Regions from separate parts of the Homo sapiens genome. Here region 1 is linked to region 2. Evidence: read pairs that join two places in POLR2A ChIA-PET (ENCODE). Cell type or tissue: CD4-positive, alpha-beta T cell. All regions are shown on one strand. Links, peaks and the distances in the headings refer to the core of each region. The heading gives the core; the rest is flanking DNA. Region 1 overlaps LOC105374593 (a long non-coding RNA gene). Region 2 has its middle 23 kb from the start of PPP1R21.

The links. ChIA-PET counts read pairs that join two places held together with the same protein. Peaks named below come from ENCODE experiments on the same cell type or tissue, not always from the same donor. Only the 100,000 strongest peaks of a DNase experiment are listed, where the experiment ranks them.
Region 1: POLR2A ChIA-PET joins it to region 2 with 7 read pairs; 2 of 35 experiments call an interaction of 5 or more read pairs at or near these places.

What each region holds. Positions count from the first base shown.
Region 1 is chr2:48,154,702-48,163,506 of GRCh38, forward strand. The region is part of intron 2 of LOC105374593 (a long non-coding RNA gene); the gene reads right to left. Among named protein-coding and RNA genes, the nearest start is that of FOXN2, 160 kb to the right of the region's middle. RefSeq lists an enhancer at 1,579-2,078. In CD4-positive, alpha-beta T cell, for the core only: no CTCF peak of the experiment used is centred there; no DNase peak of the experiment used is centred there.
Region 2 is chr2:48,413,035-48,421,839 of GRCh38, forward strand. No RefSeq gene overlaps it. Among named protein-coding and RNA genes, the nearest start is that of PPP1R21, 23 kb to the right of the region's middle. In CD4-positive, alpha-beta T cell, for the core only: no CTCF peak of the experiment used is centred there; DNase peaks (open chromatin) are centred at 2,657 and 3,317.

The DNA.
Region 1 (8,805 bases), core at 2,405-6,404, 260 kb before region 2:
TACTGAAATAGTATTAACTGTAAACATGATCTGAAACTGCAAAATCCAGTCTATGCTGATAACATACTAATTGCTGTTGCACAACAGTTCTCTGCATAGGGGACCATGACAAGTTCTAGATCGGTGGGGTCCTCCTGGCCTTCTGGGTGATTATCCAGCATCAGACTTGGAAGAAGTATGGGAAGGGGATTGTTTTGGGAGATACAATATTACAGCAGAAAGCAAAAGACCCTCCTCAAAAGGCATTCTTATGTTTTAAGTGCTTCCTTAAAGAACAACATGACTGGCCAGACCCTCACCTCCCACTAGTCCTTGCTTTGTGTCCTAGCTGCCTCCAATACTTTGAATAACTTTGGGGAAGGGGTTAATATTGCTAAGCCACCATTTCATTGACTGTAAACAGAGGATACTGCTGCCCTCATAGGATTAGCATGTGATTAATTAAATGAGGGGCTTTCAAGATGGCTGACTAGAAGCATGCTGCACTCACCACCTTCACAAGGAAGGACCAAACCAATGAGTCGATAATCATACTTCAAATAGAGTGTCTAAGAGAGAATACTGGAATTCATCAGGGAAGTTGCAGGGAACTTCTGAGGCAAGGAAGGAGAGGGAAGAAAAGCAGCCAGCCTAGCCAGGATTGGCTCAGAGCTAGGAGGAATTCTCCAAGGCAGGTAAAAGGAAAGCGAGAAAGCCCCAGTGGGCCACACTCCCACCATGGATTCCTGCAGTCCTAGCTATAGGAGAGCCCATTGGCCCTTGTGGGCCCTGAGACTGGAGTCCACAAGACAGCGCTGTTCCAGAAAGGGAGCTCATGCTGGGTCCCATATACTCCAGAGATGCAAGCAGCTGCAGCATGGTGCCATTTTGAGAGCCCAACCCCCACCAGACTGTATCCTGCCCTGGGGCCTAACAGCCCTGCATCTGTACATCCCTGAAGTCCTGCTGACATCTCCCCACATCTACTCACAGGACTGCAGCATTGCAATGCTGAATGGATCCAGAAGTGTAGCTGGGTCCCCGGCACTCTAGCCCATGCAATGTCTCACACCCTGGGGAATGGATGGTGCAGTGCACCAGGGAGCTGCTCCTGGGACAAAGGGATCCAAAGTGTGCCCACACCAGAACCTGAAAGTCACCTTCCCAGGGCCACTACAACTGAAAAAAACCTGACTCCCTCTAGCAACAGGGATATCATGCACCTGCATGCACCTTCAGGAAGCCTGATGACTGGCGTGCCCATGCACCATCCCAGGGCCTGAGGAAAGGCCCACCCTGTCCACTACCACCATTGCCAGAACTTGAGTGCATTGTGCAGGGGCCTGGGAATCAACACACCCTGCCTGCTGCTGGTGCCTGCACACACCAAGGAGACTGAGGACAGGTCCACCCCTCGCACTGCTGCTCCCACCACCACCAACCATGCATGTCATCCAGGGGCCTGTAAATTGATCCACCATGTCTGCCACTGCTGGCATGCACACACATGGTTCAGGGGCCTGATCCACTTCAACTGCCGCTGCCACCCATGCATGTTGTCTGGGGGTTGGGGATCAGCCTGCCTTGCCCACTGCTACTGACACCCATGCATATCATACAGGGGCCTAAGGATGAGCCCACCCAGCCCACCACCAGCATTCATGTGCTGTACCAGAGGCCCAGTAGCCAGCCTGCCCAACTTGCCATCACTGTCACCAGTACCTACCTGTTTGTGCCACTTGGGGACCTGGGCATCAGCCCACCCAGCCAGTCACTGCCATCACTGGTGCCCATGCATGCTGCTTACGGGATTGAGAGTTGGCTCACCACTGCTACTGCTACCACCAGCACCACAAATGCCACCGAAAGACCCAACAACCCAGCCACTTGCCCTGCTACTGCTGCCACCAACATACACCACTTGGCGCAACCCGAAGGCCCAAGGACCAACCTGCCTGGATCCACCTCCAGTGATGCCAGCATATGCCACTTGAGGACCTGAAGCCTGGTATGCCCAACCCACCACCACCACTGATGCCTAAGGACTGGCTCTCCTGGCATTCCCATCCCCAGAAAAGCCTTACCACAGCCTCTACTAACAACTGGCAGCCTGAGCCATTGAGGAATTCACAGATGCCACTGATGCTGATTACAGCCAAAGAAATCATATGGAAACTACACTACTGCACCCACCCAAAACCAAAGCAAAAGGACCTTGTTTTCTGTAGTAAATGTATCTACAGAAAAAGCACTTCCCTAAGAAAGCCAGCCCATAAAATTGAAAATAGTGACTATTAAACCAGATGAGCAGATATCAATGTAAGAACACAAGAAACATGAAAAGAATGCAAACATGACACATCCAAAGGAACAAACAATTCTCTAGTAACTGATCCCAAGGAAAAGACAATCTTTCACATGCCTGAAAAAGAATTTAAAATGATAATATTGAAGAAACTCAGTGAGTACAGATAAATACTACAAAGAAATTAAAAAAAAACAATTCATGATCTAAATGAGAAATTTAATGAAGAGATAGATGTTATAAAAAAAGAACCAAACAGAAATTGTGGAACTGAAGAATTTAATGAATGATATAAAAATATAATTAAGAGCTTCAACAATAAACTAGATCAAGTTTATTAAGAATTCAGAAATTTAAGTTCAGGAAGAACTTAGAAACAATCCAGTCAAACAAACAACAACAACAACAGAAACAAAGAAAGAAAGGAAGGAAGGAAGAAAAAAAAAAGAATTTTAAAAATGAAGAAAGCCTAATGACATATAAAGCAATACTATAAAGTGACCAAATATTCAAATTTTGGGATTTTCAGAGGAAGAAGAGATGGGCAAAGGCATAGAAAACCTATTTAACAAAATAATAGATGAAAAGTTCCCAAGCCTTGTAAGAGATATAGAGATCCAGAGAGGAAGCTCAGAGATCTCCCAATAGATTCAACCCAAAAAGATTCTCCAAGGCTCCCTATAGTTAAAACGTCAAAGTCAAAGACAAAGAGAGAATTCTATAAACCGTGAGAGAAAATCATCATGTCACATATAAGGAAATCCCCATTACAGTCACAGAGAATTTCTCAGCAGAAACCTTCCAGGCCAGGACAGAATAGAGTGATATATTCAAAGTGCTAAAAAAAAAAAAAAAAAAAAAAAAAAAAAGAAAACAAAAAACCTGTTAGCCAAGAATATTATATCCGGCAAAGCTATTCTTCAAATATGAAGGACAAATAAAGTCTTTCCCAGGCAAGCACAAATGGAGGGAATTCATCACCACTAGACTGGCTCTACAATAAATGCTTAGAGTCATACATCTGGAAGCAAAAGGATGATATCTGCCATCCTAAAAACACACAAAAGTATAAAACTCACTGGCACAACAGACTCACAAAAGAGAAAGAAAAAGGACTCAAACATGATTGCTACAAAAAACCACCAAATTGTAAAGGTAAATAATAAAAGAGGAAAAAAGGAACAAAAAACATACCAAAAAATCAGAAAACAATTAAAATACCAGGAGTAAGTCCTCACCTATCAATAACAGCCTTGACTGTAAATGGTTTAAAATTCCCAATTAAAATATACAGACTACTGAACTGATAACAAAACAAGACCCAACTATAGCTGCCTACAAGTAACTCACTTCATCTGTAAAGACACACATAGATTGATCATGAAGGGATGGAAAAAAAAATTCCATGCAAACAGAAACCAAAAGCATGCAGGAGTAGCTATACTTATGTCAGATAAAATAGACTTAAATCTAAAAACATAAAAAGAGACAAAGAAGGTGATTATATAATGATAAAGATATTAATTCAGCAAGAGGATGCAACAATTCTAAACATATATATAAAGCCAATATTATTAGAGCTAAAGAGCAAGATGGACCCAAATACAATAATAGTTGGGGAGTTCTGTACCCCATTTTCAGCATTAGACAGATCATCTAGACAGAAAATCAACAAAGAAACATTGAATTTAATCTGCACTGTGGACCAAATAGATCTTATAGACATTTATGGAACATTTTATCCAATAGCTATAGAATAAATGTTCCCCTCATCAGCCCATGAAACATTCTTTAGTGTAGACCATTTGTTAGACTACAAGTCTTAACAAATTTTTAAAAATCAAAATTATATAAAGTATCTTCTCAGATCACAATTTCTAAAACTAGAAATCCATAACAAGGAGAACTTTGAAACTGTATAAATACATACAAATTAAGTAACATGCTCCTGAAACACCACTGGGTCAATAAAGAAATTAAGAAGGAAATTTAAACATTCCATGAAAATATAAAAATAGAAACACAACACACCAAAATCTATAAGATACGGCAAAAACAGTGCTGAAAGGGAAGTTTACAGTAACAAATGCCTATATCAAAAAAGTGGAAAGATTTCAAATAAACAACCTAATGATGCACCTTAAGAAACTTGAATAGTAAAAACAGACCAAACACAAAATTAGTAGAAGGAAAGAAATAATAAAGACCAGAGCAAAACTAAATAAAATAGAGCCTAAAAATACAAAGAATCAATGCAATGAAGAGTTAGTTTTTGGAAAAGATAAATAAAATTGGTAAACTGCTAGCGAGACTAACCAAGAAAAAAGAAAGAATATCCAAATAAAAAAAATCAGAAGTGAATAAGAAGAAATCACAATTGATTCCACAGAAATACAAATGATCTTTTAAAAGTAATATGAAAAACTCTGCACTAACAAATTGGAAGACCTAGAGGAAATGGATAAATTCCTGGACACATACAACCTATCAAGAATGAGCGAAGAAGAAATAGAAAACTTGAACAGACCAATAATGAGTAACAAAGTTGAATCAATAATAAGTCTCCCAACAAAGAAAAACCCAGGACCAGATGGCTTTACTGCTGAATTCTACAAAAGTTATAAAGAAGAACTAACACTGATTCTTCTCAAATTACTCCAAAAAATTGAACAGGAGAAAATTCTCCCCAACCCATTTTCTAAGGCTAGCATTATTCCAATATGAAAACCAGACATGGACACAGCAAAAGAAAGAAAACTACAGGCCAGTATCTCTAATGAACACAGATGCAAAAATCACCAACAAAATGCTAGGAAATGAATCCAACAACACATCAAAAAGATAGTGCACCACGATTAAGTGGGATTTATCCCAAGGATGCAAGGATGTTTCAACATATGCAAATCAATAAACATGATACATTACACTAATAAAATGAAGGACAAAAACCATATGGTCATCTCAATAGATGCAGAAAAGCATTTGATTAAATTCAACATCCCTTCATTATAAAAACTCTCAACAAATCATGCATAGAATCAACATACTTCAACATAATAAAGATTATATACGACCAACCCACAGCTACCATCATACTGAATGGGGAAAATCTGAAAGCCTTTCCTCTAAGAACTGAAACTAGGTAAGAATGCCCACGTTTACCACTCCTATTTGACATAGTACTGGAAATTCTAGTCAGAGCAATCAAGCAAGAAAAATAAATAAAAAACATTCAAGTTGGAAAAGAAGAAGTCAAATTGGCCCTCTTTGCAAATGACATAATCTCATATAGAGAAAAACCTAAAGACTCCACCAAAAAACTCTTAGAACTGATAAATGAATTCAGTAAAGTTGCAGGATACAAAATTAACATACAAAATCAGTAGACTTTCTATATACCAATAATGAACTAACTGAAAAAAGAAATCAAGAAAGCAATCCCATTTATAACAGCTAAAAAGATTACCTAGGAATAAATTTAACTAAGGTGGCAAAAAACTTTACAATGAAAATTAAAAAATATTGATGAAAGAAATTGAAGAGAACACAAACAAATTGAAAAACATCCCTTGCTCATGGACTGGAAGAATTAATATTGTTAAAATGACCATACTACCTGAAGCAATCTACAGACTCAATGCAATCCCTATCAAAATACCAATGACATTCTTCACAGAAATAGAAAAAACAATCCTAAAATTCATATGGAGCCACAAAACACCCTGAATAGCAAAAACAATACTAAGCAAAAAGAATAAAGCTGGAGGTATCACACTATCTGACTTCAAAATATACTACAAAGTTGTAACAATCAAAATAGCATGGCATTGGTATGAAAATGAAACAGAGAACCCAAAAATAAATCCACATATTTACAGCCAACTGACTTTTGACAAAGGTGCCAAGAGTATACAATGGGAAAGGACATCCTTTTTAAATGGTGCTAGGAAAACTGGATATTCATATGCAGAAAAATCAAATAGACCTGTATCTCTCACCGTATACAAAAATCAACTCAAAAATGGATTAAAGACTTATTAAATCTTATTAAATCATAAGATTCAAAACTCAACTGCTACTAGAAATAAACATAGGAGAAACGTGTTAGGACATTGGTCTAGGTAAGTCATTTATGGCTAAGACTTCAAAAGCATAGGCAACGGAAACAAAAATAGACAAATGGGACCATGTTAAACTAAAAAACTTCTGCACAGTAAAGGAAACAACCAACAGAGTGAAGAGACAATCTATAGAATGGGAGAAAATATTTATAAACTATTTCTCCAACAAGTGACTAACATTCAGAATATATAAGGAGGTCAAACAACTCAATAGCAAAAACACAAATAATCCCATTAAAAAGTGGGCATGGTGGCTCATGCCTGTGATCTCAACAATTTTGGTGGCCAAGGCAGGAGGACTGCTTGAGGCCAGGAGTTTGAGACCAACCTGGACAATACAGGGAGACCCCATCTCTACAAAAAATTTTTTTAAATTAGCCAGGCATGGTGGTATATGTCTGCTTTCCCTGATACTTGTGAGGCTGAGGCAGGAGGATTATTTGAGCCCAGGAAATTGAGACTGCAGTGAGCTATGATTGCACCACTGCACTCCAGCCTGGGTTACAAAGTGAGACCCTGTCTCTAAAAACAACTAAATAAGTGATCCAATGATTTGAACAGACTTTTCTCAAAACTAGACATACAAATGGCCAACAGGTATATGAAAAAACATGTTCTACATCACGAGTCATCAGTGACATGAAAATCAAAACCACAATGAGATATCATCTCACATCTGTCAGAAAGGCTATCATCAAAAACGAGAAAAAATGAAAAATGCTGGCAAAGATGCAGAAAAAGGGAACTCTTATATCTTGTTTGTGGTAATGTAAGTTAGTACTGCCACTAAAGAAAACAGTATGGTTTCTCAAAAAAGCAAAAATAGAACTACCATATGATCCAGCAATCCCACTACTGGGTATTTATTCAAAGGAAAGAAAATTAGTATATCCAAGGGATACCTGCACCCCCATGTTTACAGCAGCACTATTTACAATATTAGTTATGGTATCAGCCTACATGTCCATCAGTAGATGAATGGATAAAGAAAATGTGGTATATATACACAATGAAATACTATGCAGCCGTAAAAATAACAAAATCCTGTCATCTGCAGCAAGAGAGATGGAACCGGAGGTCATTGTGTTAGGTGAAATAAGCCAGGCACAGAAAGACAAATATTACATGTTCTCACCCATATGTGGCAGCTAAAAATGCTGATTTCATAAAGGTAGAGAGTAGAATGATGGTTACCAGAGTCTGAGAAGAGAAGGAGGTGAAGAAATCTTGATTAATGGGTACAACTGTACAATTAGATGTGTTCTAAGTTAAATAAGAAGTTCTTGTTTTCGACAGCACAGTAGCGTGAATAGACAAAAAGTTATTGTGTATTTCAACATAGCCAGAAGAAAAGATTTAAAATGTTCCCCACACAAAAAAATGATAAATGTCTGAGTGATGGATATTCTAATTACCCTGATTTGATCATAACACATTGTATGCATGTATCAAAATATTGCACTTACTCCCTATATATGTGTAATTGTTAAGTATTAACTAAAAAAAAAAAAAAACAAACAAAACCCATGACTGACAACTGTCTTTTGTCTCCTTTGCAAGTTTATCCATTTCCTAGCATAAAGATAACACTAAATGTATTTCTCAAACAAAGTAATTATCTTTGAATTACTTTGGCAGACTAAAAAGTAGACAGAGTACTTGTGAATTTAACACTTTTTTATATGCTAGGGCATGTTTACTGTATGGATTTCTTCAGCTTGTGATGAAGGTTAACTGAAGCCACCTCTGTCTTACCATTATATTTTGCAGATTATTAAACCAACTTTTACTTTTGGTACTTCAATGCAGCAGTAGAAGTTATATTGCCTATTGCTTCATAGGCATTTTGTACAGCCCTTCTTCTAAGTCCCACTTCTGAGAAAAGAGATTATTTCCAGTTCATTTCCTCAACTACCAGTTAAAGGCTTTTTGTATATTTCTGAAGTTTTATTTCTCACTTGAAAAGTAGTTGTGCCCTAGCCTCCAAAATTACTAAAACAGTTTCATAAATCTCTTTCTTCTTTCTTTTTGTTTCTTCAGAGCATATATGGGAAACTTATTACAACATCAGCCTCAAACAAGGGAGAATTTGACAATGGGCTCTATCCCAGAGTTATTGTCTGGCTAAGAACAATCACTTTCTTAGATTTTTCACCTTTTCTTCAAAAACATTAGGACTGGATGTTGTCTTTCTTTGCAGGACCCTTTGTAAAACAAAAGAGAATTTGTATACCTCTGCATTTGTATACGACAAATGCAACTGATGGAGAATATCAAGATTACATTGAGGTGAGGCTGCAAGGCAGTGGGCTAGGCATACCTTCTGGATTTCTATAGTGACTGGATACCCAAAATTATGACAATTTATTCAAATTTGTGCTCTCACAAAATGATAAGGTT
Region 2 (8,805 bases), core at 1,634-5,633:
CTTCAGAGTGCACTGGCCTGTCTGTGTTCCCACTCTCTCCCCTTGCCCCATGCCTGGACTGTAAGCTCTCCAGAAAAGGGAACTTGTTGGTTTCATCTTGCATCCCTGGCATACTGCATTGTATGTTTGCAAAACTGAGCAGAACTACCCTAGGAGAATTCCAAAAGGATTGGTGCAAGCTCTGGAAAACACACAAACTTATATGCGTTTGAATGACTAAAGTCAAAAGTGTGAGAGGCTAAATAAAACACTGGCATCTTGATTTCTCACAGAAGAGACTCAAGCAATTTGGGGGATTTTGAGCCCCTTATCCTCAGATGGGTCTGCTGTCCCAAGATTTAGTTTAGTACCAGGATCTAGTCACAATGGATCATGGTGACTAGATCCTTCCCTCTGCTCCCTTGCATAAAATAGCAGCCTAAGATTGAAGCACACAGGAACTTGAGCCCATAACCCAAGCAACCCAAAAGATTGCCTACCTCTCTTAGAACCTGTGAGTTGAATCTGTGTTTGGGGGCTGCAGGAGGTTCCCCAGACATTGTCAGTGGGTGAAACAATGTGGTAGAGATGGCTAGCTGCCTACCCAATATCCCTTCACTTTGGCTTTCTCACTATAGAGCCAATATTATTAGAGACAGCAAAGCACCTAACTAAAAAGTTCTATTTCCAGGCCTGCTTTGAGGACTGGGATGGCCAATGAGATATAAAGAGAGTTGTTGGGTGGGACTTCCAGGGATACTTCTAAAAGAGGTTAATTCATCTACTAGGTGGCTTTGCTCTTCCTGCCTTCCTCCTTTTTTACTTCTTTCTACCTAGATCACAGATGCAATGGTTGGAGCTTCAGCAACCATTCTGTTACCATGGATTTGAAGATGGAAATCAACGCTAAATAGGGGTGTTAAAGCAGAAAAGGTAGGAGGCTTGGACACACCAACCTGAGACTGCTAACTGCCAAATTTATCTTATTTGAGAGAAAAACAAACCCCTATCTTGTTTAAGCTATTGTCAGTTGAGGACTCTGTAGTAATGACCAAAGGTAATTGCTAATGAATGGCTTTCCATGGGTTGAAGGGCACTGTACTAAGGGCACTTTGGAATTTTTTTTTAGAGAGATTGCATTTTTGGTTGTCACAATGAATAGGAAAACTACTTGGATTTAATAGATGAGAGCCTAGGAGGTACCGTCCCAGATGTTCATGTGGGTTCAAAGCAACAACAACAAAATATTGATAATCAATTACCTGTGCCTTGAACCTAACTATATTTTCCATGTAAAAACAACATATTTTTTGCGTGGATTCAGACATACCTAATTTTCCATGAATTTAACTGTTACATAAAACAAATAAATCTTGAACTTTGCTTTTTGGACCTTTACTAGGATTTGTTCACCTTTTACAGAGTTATATTAGCATTGGCAACACTAGCTGTATTCAGTATAACACACCTGTATTAATCTGTGTTTATAGTTGTCCTGTTTATGGTGGATGTATGAATAAGTATAGAATTTGACTCCTTCATCACATCTTCTCGGGTAGCTAGTTCTAAGCATTTCCTTATTGAAATACATATTACTTTATTATAAATTAACTCCCTTTTATTTCTCCTTTGCATCTTTCCAGGGAAGGCCTTACGCTGATTCTATTTTTGAGAAGTTATGTGTAGGTAGATTATATTATCTATAAACTTAATTGCAGGATCATAATAATTGCCCTACAAATTTAGCGGGGAGAGAGCTTTGCTCTTGACCATGCCTGTTGTTCTAACTGATACCAATGAATACACACTCAGCCCTTTGTCTGCCTTCTTTGCTTTAGTGCTAAGAGGCAGAAAGGACTGACAATAGCGAGCTAAGCCTTTGGGGTCTGTATTTCAAATAAAACAGGAGTGATTTTTACATTCATCAATGGCAAGCCTGGGTTTGGACACAAATGCAAAAGATGCCTCCTATGCAATGTCATTTGAGAGCTAATTCTCTCTGAGGGTTAAATATTAATCCAGGATCTTCCATGAACTGTTCTGCACACACTAGTTTATTAGAGGACACAGATTGGGATAGGACTCTCTGTTGATATGGGGGAGGCAGGGCCGACACAGCTCTGGAACTCCAGGCGCTCAGAAAGGGAAAGAGGGGGAGGTGAAGAAACCACACTGGCCATCTGGGGGTAGGAAGGAGTGCCAAGGGAAGCAGCATGCACAGGGCCACTGAGAGGACTTGCGGCCAGTGATACCAACCTCACCGTTTGCCTTGGTCAGCTCGCTGGGGTGACTGAATTAACCACATCTCTCTCTCCTTAATTGGAGCAGATAATTGGCAAGCTGGCTTTGTGCACAGGAAATGTGTTCAGATAGATTTGGCGGAGTGTGGCAGGAAGAATGGGGACCACCTGATTTCATCTTGTGCCAAGGAGGGCGACACAAAGCGCCAGTGTCTCCTATGGAGCCTGGCCCAGGCAGAGCATTGGGGGCAGAGAGCCCTGTGCAAACCCACAGGCCGGTGCTCCCTTCAGGAACCTCAGCTGGCTGGGCTGAACTGGGAGCATGCTGGAGCAGCTGATGCTCAGGAGCCCTGGGGCGGGCTCTGTGGTTCAGCTGCTTTGTGACTTTGGCCATGTAATTTAACCTCTCTGTCTGTTTCCTCATCTGCAAAACAACTGAAAAAGAAATGTTATAACGCCTTTAAGATTATGTCACTCCATCCCATGCAACCCACAGATGCTGCTTGAATGCCTACTCTGTGGGTAGAGCTGCTCTGGGAGCTCTGCCTACTTCCTGTTGATCCCTTGTAGGAGTGAGAGGAGTGTAAAACACAAAGATAAACCATAAACAAATCACTGCAGGGCCATTTAAATCTTCACCTTCTCCCCAGAAAAGTCTTCAGCACTTTCACGCCAGGTTGGAAAATATGGCCAAACCTCCTCCCTCAGCCCTTTGCCCAACTCTTTTTCAGAAGTACCCCCAGGAGAGGGATTATTTAGAGATAGTTGTTGCCAGGGTGACAGAAACCAAACATCAACAGAAGTGTCACTATTTCTAAGGACACTTTGAGTGAAGTGCTCATCTGATGACCGACCCCATGACTGCCAGAGGCTCTTTTCCAGCTTTTTGGAATCTTTATCTTAGAAAACCCTTTGTTGTTGTGAAATGCTCTCAGGTCCAGAAAGGAAGTGAGGGTCAGTCAGCAATGCAATCGCAACCCCCTCAGTACACACAAGCAGCACTGTGGAATAGCAACTGTTTTTGAAGGACTCATCTTCATTTGACCCTGGCTTAGAGTTGGTCTATGAGGGCTGTTTCCTGGGGATTTCCACCTGAACTGCAAAGAGCCCTGGCCCCAGCTCATGCCACGTGGAGGATGGAGACAGCTGTATTTCTTGTGTGACTTTCTCTGTGTGGCAAGAGGTAGATGAAGGGAGTCAAGGACAGAGCAAGTCTCTCTACAATCCTGAGCATCAACATAGCAACAGAAGCATTTTGTGACTTGTGTTCCTAAGGGTAAGTTTAGGACAAATTACCAAAGCACATAGAATACACATTTGTAACTGACATTATTATCATTATTTTGCTTTTAGCTCAAGATTTATTCTTCATGATCTAGCAGTTATTCAAATGAGCATTTTCTTTTAGTAAAATCATTTGGCTTAGAGCTATCCATCTATTAATATTACCATTCATTACAAACATTTGAAAGCAGACATGCATTTGTATTTTTTTAAATTAATCTTAGTTATCATGCATAGTTGGGTTTGAATTACAGACACTTGCAAGCTCATAAAAACTGTAAGGGGGATAAATTCATAAAATTTATTTTGCAAATAAATAAGCTGTAAGAATCATCAAATATCTCCAAAGATAAAATGAATCAGGGAGTCACATGTCATTCTAATGACCAGCTTGTTAATCAGAGATTCCATAATTACATTCCTCACTGCACTGTTGTTGTTGTGAGGCTTCAATAAGAATATCAAGTTCTTGGTGCCCAGTAGGCATCTAATAAATGAGAGTTGTTATTAATATGTTTAATCCTCAAAAACAGACATACCTACAAAGACACACACACACACACACACACACACACACACACACACACACACTTATGGTCCTTTTAAAGGAATTCCATCTTTGGTGGAGACAGATGGATACCCCCTTCAGACCCTGAGCGTGAACATTGAATATCTATTCTTTGCTTTTTTGGAGCCTGGGTCATCTGAATACAATAAATATCCCTGAGAGCCTCTGTGAGTTCAGCCCTGGCTAGGTCAGCCCCTGAACACACACTACCAGGCTAACTGGGAAAACAAAACATCTAAGTAGGAAAAACATCCCAAGACTGCATCTGAGTAAGTAATAACTATTCTGTGGCATAGATGGGGTTTGAAGTTCAAGATCCACCTGGAATACAATTGCAAGTGCTGTGCAGAAAGACTCTGTGGGGCCAGGTGCGGTGGCTCATGCCTGTAATCCCAGCACTTTGGGAGGCCGAGGCAGGTGGATCACTTGAGCTCAGGAGTTCAAGACCAGCCTGGGAAATATGGCGAAACCCCATCTCCACAAAAAAATTAAAAAGTAGCCAGACATGGTGGTGCATGCCTGTCATCCCACCTACTCAGAAGGCTGAGGTAAGAGGATCACTTGAGCCCAGGATGTGGAGGCTGCAGTGAGCCATGATCATGCCATTGCATTCCAGTCTGGGCAGCAAAGTAAGACCCTATCTCAAAAAAAGAAAAAAAAGAATTTTCCTCCCGGTCCTGGAGGAGGAATATCTTCAAAACTGCCTGGAAGTTCTGGCTCCTGTCTGGGGTACACCTGAACAGGACCCTCTTTACCAGCCCTATCTGCTCCCTCTGCTCACATAACTGGTTCAACAGCCACACTCCTCATTTCTGTCCCCAAATAGAATGTATGCTTATGTGTGTGGCTTTTCACATGCTGTACCCTATGCCTAGAATGCCTTTCCTCCCATTCCCCCTAAAACTTCTATCAAAGCTTAGAGCCACCCTGAATTGCTCTCCTCTCATAACCCACATCCTGTCTGCCAAGACATCCAGGTGGGCTTCTATATGCTGCCTTCAGAAAACACCTAGAATCTGCCTTTGAGTCACCATATTGGTAGTGAATACCTAATCTCTGAACATGTCCTCTCTTACCTGAATCACTGCAAGAGCTTCCTAAATGTTCCCTGCTTCTGCCCTTGCTTCCCTGGCCCCCTGTATGCTCTCAACACAGCAGCCAGAGTGACCTCCTTGCAACACAGTCAGATCATGTCATATCTCTGCTCAGAATTCTCCAAAGCAGAGGTGGGCTGGAATGGCAAGCATTAGTTAGTGAGGGCCAATCCTGCACATCTCTCCCCTATCTGTGGTCAGGAATGCCACACTCATGGCTTGAAATAGGCCAAGGTGGGAGATTTACCACAGAAATTGGCAAATGCTACAAACCAGGGCTTTTTATTTTTATTTTTCTGAGACCTAGTTGGCCAGCATACCGCTGCTCCTATGATGGTACATTTCTCTCAGAGTCAAAGTCCAGGTCTTTAAAACTCCCCACAAGGCCCTCTGCAATCTGACCTTCTCTCCTCCTTCCTTGCCCTCTGCTCCAGTCACACTGACCTTGCTGCTCTTCAAACATGCCAGCACATTGTAGCGTCAGGGATTTTTGCCCTGGCTGCTCCCCATGTCTGGATCACTTCCCCCAGGTAACCATACCTGGGCTCTGCTTATTCCTTCTCTTATGGTAAGTTCTTGCTCAAATGTCACCTTCTCCTTGAGGCTTACCTGACCACCTCCCCAAAAATGCTAAACCCCTCTCCAACTCTCCTGACCTCCTTACACTGTTCTATTTTCCCCACAGCATTCTAACCCGCTATAGAATGCACTTACTTATTCTATTTTTTATTCATATTTATGCGCGGCATCCCTCCCCGCCACCCCACTAGAATACCACCTCCATGAGGGCAGGGCCTGTTTTCTTCCCTGATGCATTCCAGCACCTATAAGGGTGCCTGGCACCCAGAAGGCACTCAGTAAGCATTTATTGGCTGACCGGCTAACCTGATCTTCAAATGCCCACCTGCTCTGTATATCTTCCCTAAACTTAGCACCTTCCTGCCTTCCTCCTCTCCATCCCCAGAAGGTCCAGGCTTTTGTCCCTCTATGTTAGTGGAGTCCTCTTTGTACATGAAGCTGCTAAAGTGCTTCTGTTGCACCATAATGATTTTCTTACTAATGGCCTCCCCCATCAGCTGGCTATGTCTGAGCTCTTCAAAGCCATCTCCAGCACCTATCCCAGTGCCTGGCACATGCACCACCCCATTGGTCTATTAAATGAACATATGAATGTATAGAGGAACAGTAGCCAGAATTTAATTTTTCACATTGATTCCTTTTCTCCTCCAGAGGCCCCCTTTGGTGATAGCTCTGCTAGGAAGGCCTAGAGCAGGGAGGGACTGGGAGATATCATAGAGGGAGGCAAAAGGGGTGCTTCTGGACTCTATGCTCTGAGCAGTCTGGTTATGACTATCATGCTCCTGCCACTTCTCTGCTCAGCCGTTACTCCTGCCTTTCATAAGCTCTGATCTCCCTTGATCCCTGGCTAGGGTCAGCTTTACACACAGGGAAAGAAGACTGCTGACCGTGGTGTGATGCCAAGGCTTCAGGAAGGGTTCTCATTCCCAAATACTTTCTTTCTCTTTGTGCCACTTTCCTTGGAGTCTTCTTGGAAAGCAAAGCCTCAGCTACCTGGTTCACTGCTTGAGGTCGTGATGGATGCGTAGAGTATTTTCAGTTTTTCAAAAGGTTTTATGGAAATGCTGTTGTTTCTGTGTTGCTCAGAGTCTAGTGGGGGAGTCGGAAGCATGGGGTTATGGTTGTGGCAGAAGCTTCCAAGGAAAAGCTCAGGATGCAGGAAGAATGCCTGAGGGGAGGCCTTTGGCTGGGAGCACGGAGGGGTCCAGGAGAGGAACTCTTCAGGCAGAGCCAACAGCATCTCGGTGAGCACAGGGCAGTGGGGACCGAGAGGCCGCCCGGGCTGGAGGGCAGTGAACACGGGCAGCGCAGAGTGGCACCGAGGAGGGAGGGGCTGATTGTGCAGGCCCCTAGGCCATGACAGGGCTTCTGCTTTTTACTGGAGGCCACAGGGAGCCATCCGAAGCTGCCCCCTCTAAAGGATTTTCTTGAGCGGGAAGTGGCAGGATCAGATCTGCGATTGAGAGAAGCCCTCCCTCTCTCATCCTCCCGCTCAAGCCCTGTGTCCTCTAAAGCCCTGGCTCACGGAGCAGGAAGGTGGCCTGGAGCCCAGCAGGCACTCAGTGCATGGCCAGAGGGAACGGGAGGCCCAGGGGTGTGCAAGAGAATGGGCGCCCGAGCCTGCAGAGCGCCTGGCAGTTTAGAGCGGTCCCGCCATCTTCGGGGTCTTCCCTGCCACAGAGGCTTCTGAAGGTCGAGGCCCCTCGTCTGTCCCCAGTGACGCCCCTGTCCACACGGGCCAGCTCACTCCTGCTCTGCTAGCCAGGCCTATCCAGGACAAAGAAGGGGCTGTGCCCCTGCAGAGAGGGGGGTATCCTTTCCCAACCATCAAGTGAGAAGGAAGGGTCCACACCCAAAGCTAAGCCCCAGGGGAAGACAGGATGTCCCAACACATCCTGTAGAAGCACCTAGTCATCTTCCAGTTACCAATTTGCCTTACTTGTTCTGTTCAAATAGGGTAATTGTTTCCCCAAAAAGACTTGGGTATAGTGGAATGAAGTCACCAGAGACGTGCCTAAACAATGACAAACACCGGTCCTGGGTGCGCCGAAACCCTGGTAACCAGTTACTCAGACTGCGGGGCTGATTTTATCTTTCCTGAAGCAGCCGCGGAGCAAATTCAGTGATGGCACGCCCCCTGGTGGTGATACGAGGTTCTACCAGGCAGAAAGGACCGTTCTGGGGAGCGACTCCTCTGGGTGGAACGGAGAACGGGAGGAGGAGGAGGTTTCCGGACGTTCTCAGCGGCACATATTCATGGCTAATAATAAATGTTGATCTGTTGATTGAAATATGAAATAAAAGTGATTAATATAACCATTAGTAATCAAGGTATTGGAATGTGAGAATTTTAATAAAAGGTAAATCATCAGCCAAGGCAGGAAGAAAGCAGGGAGAGTTGGTCTGATAAGAGAAATAACTTTTGAGAGCGTCCATATACTTTCTGCTTTGACACTGTGGGTATTATATACTGTCTTTGTTTACCTAAGGCAGCCTCTCTTTTTATTTTGAAATTTTTCAAATATACACAAAACAGTGAAAAGAACTATAAATCCCCACATACCTACCACCCAAGTTCTGGAATATCAAGTTTTTGTCACTCTTGCTTTATGTATCCGATTTTATTTTATTTTATTTTATTTTGAGATGGAGTTTCACTCTTGTCCCCCAGGCTGCAGTGCAGTGGCGCGATTTCGACTCACTGCAACCTCCGCCTCCCAGGTTCAAGCGATTCTCCCGCCTCAGTCTTCTAAGTAGCTGGGACTACAGGTGCATGCCCGGCTAATTTTTGTATTTTTAGTAGAGACAGAATTTCTCCATGTTGGCCAGGCTGGTCTTGAGCTCCTGACCTCAAGTGATCTGCTCACCTCGGCCTCCCAAAGCGCTGGGATTACAGGCGTGAACCACCGCACCCGGCTGGCATGTTCTTACATAGCCACACGCCCTTATTTCATCAAAAACATTATGTAGGCTGGGCGCCGTGGCTCACGCCTGTAATCCCAGCACTTCGGGAGCCCGACGGGGGTGGATCACGAGGTCAAGAGATCGAGACCATCCTGGC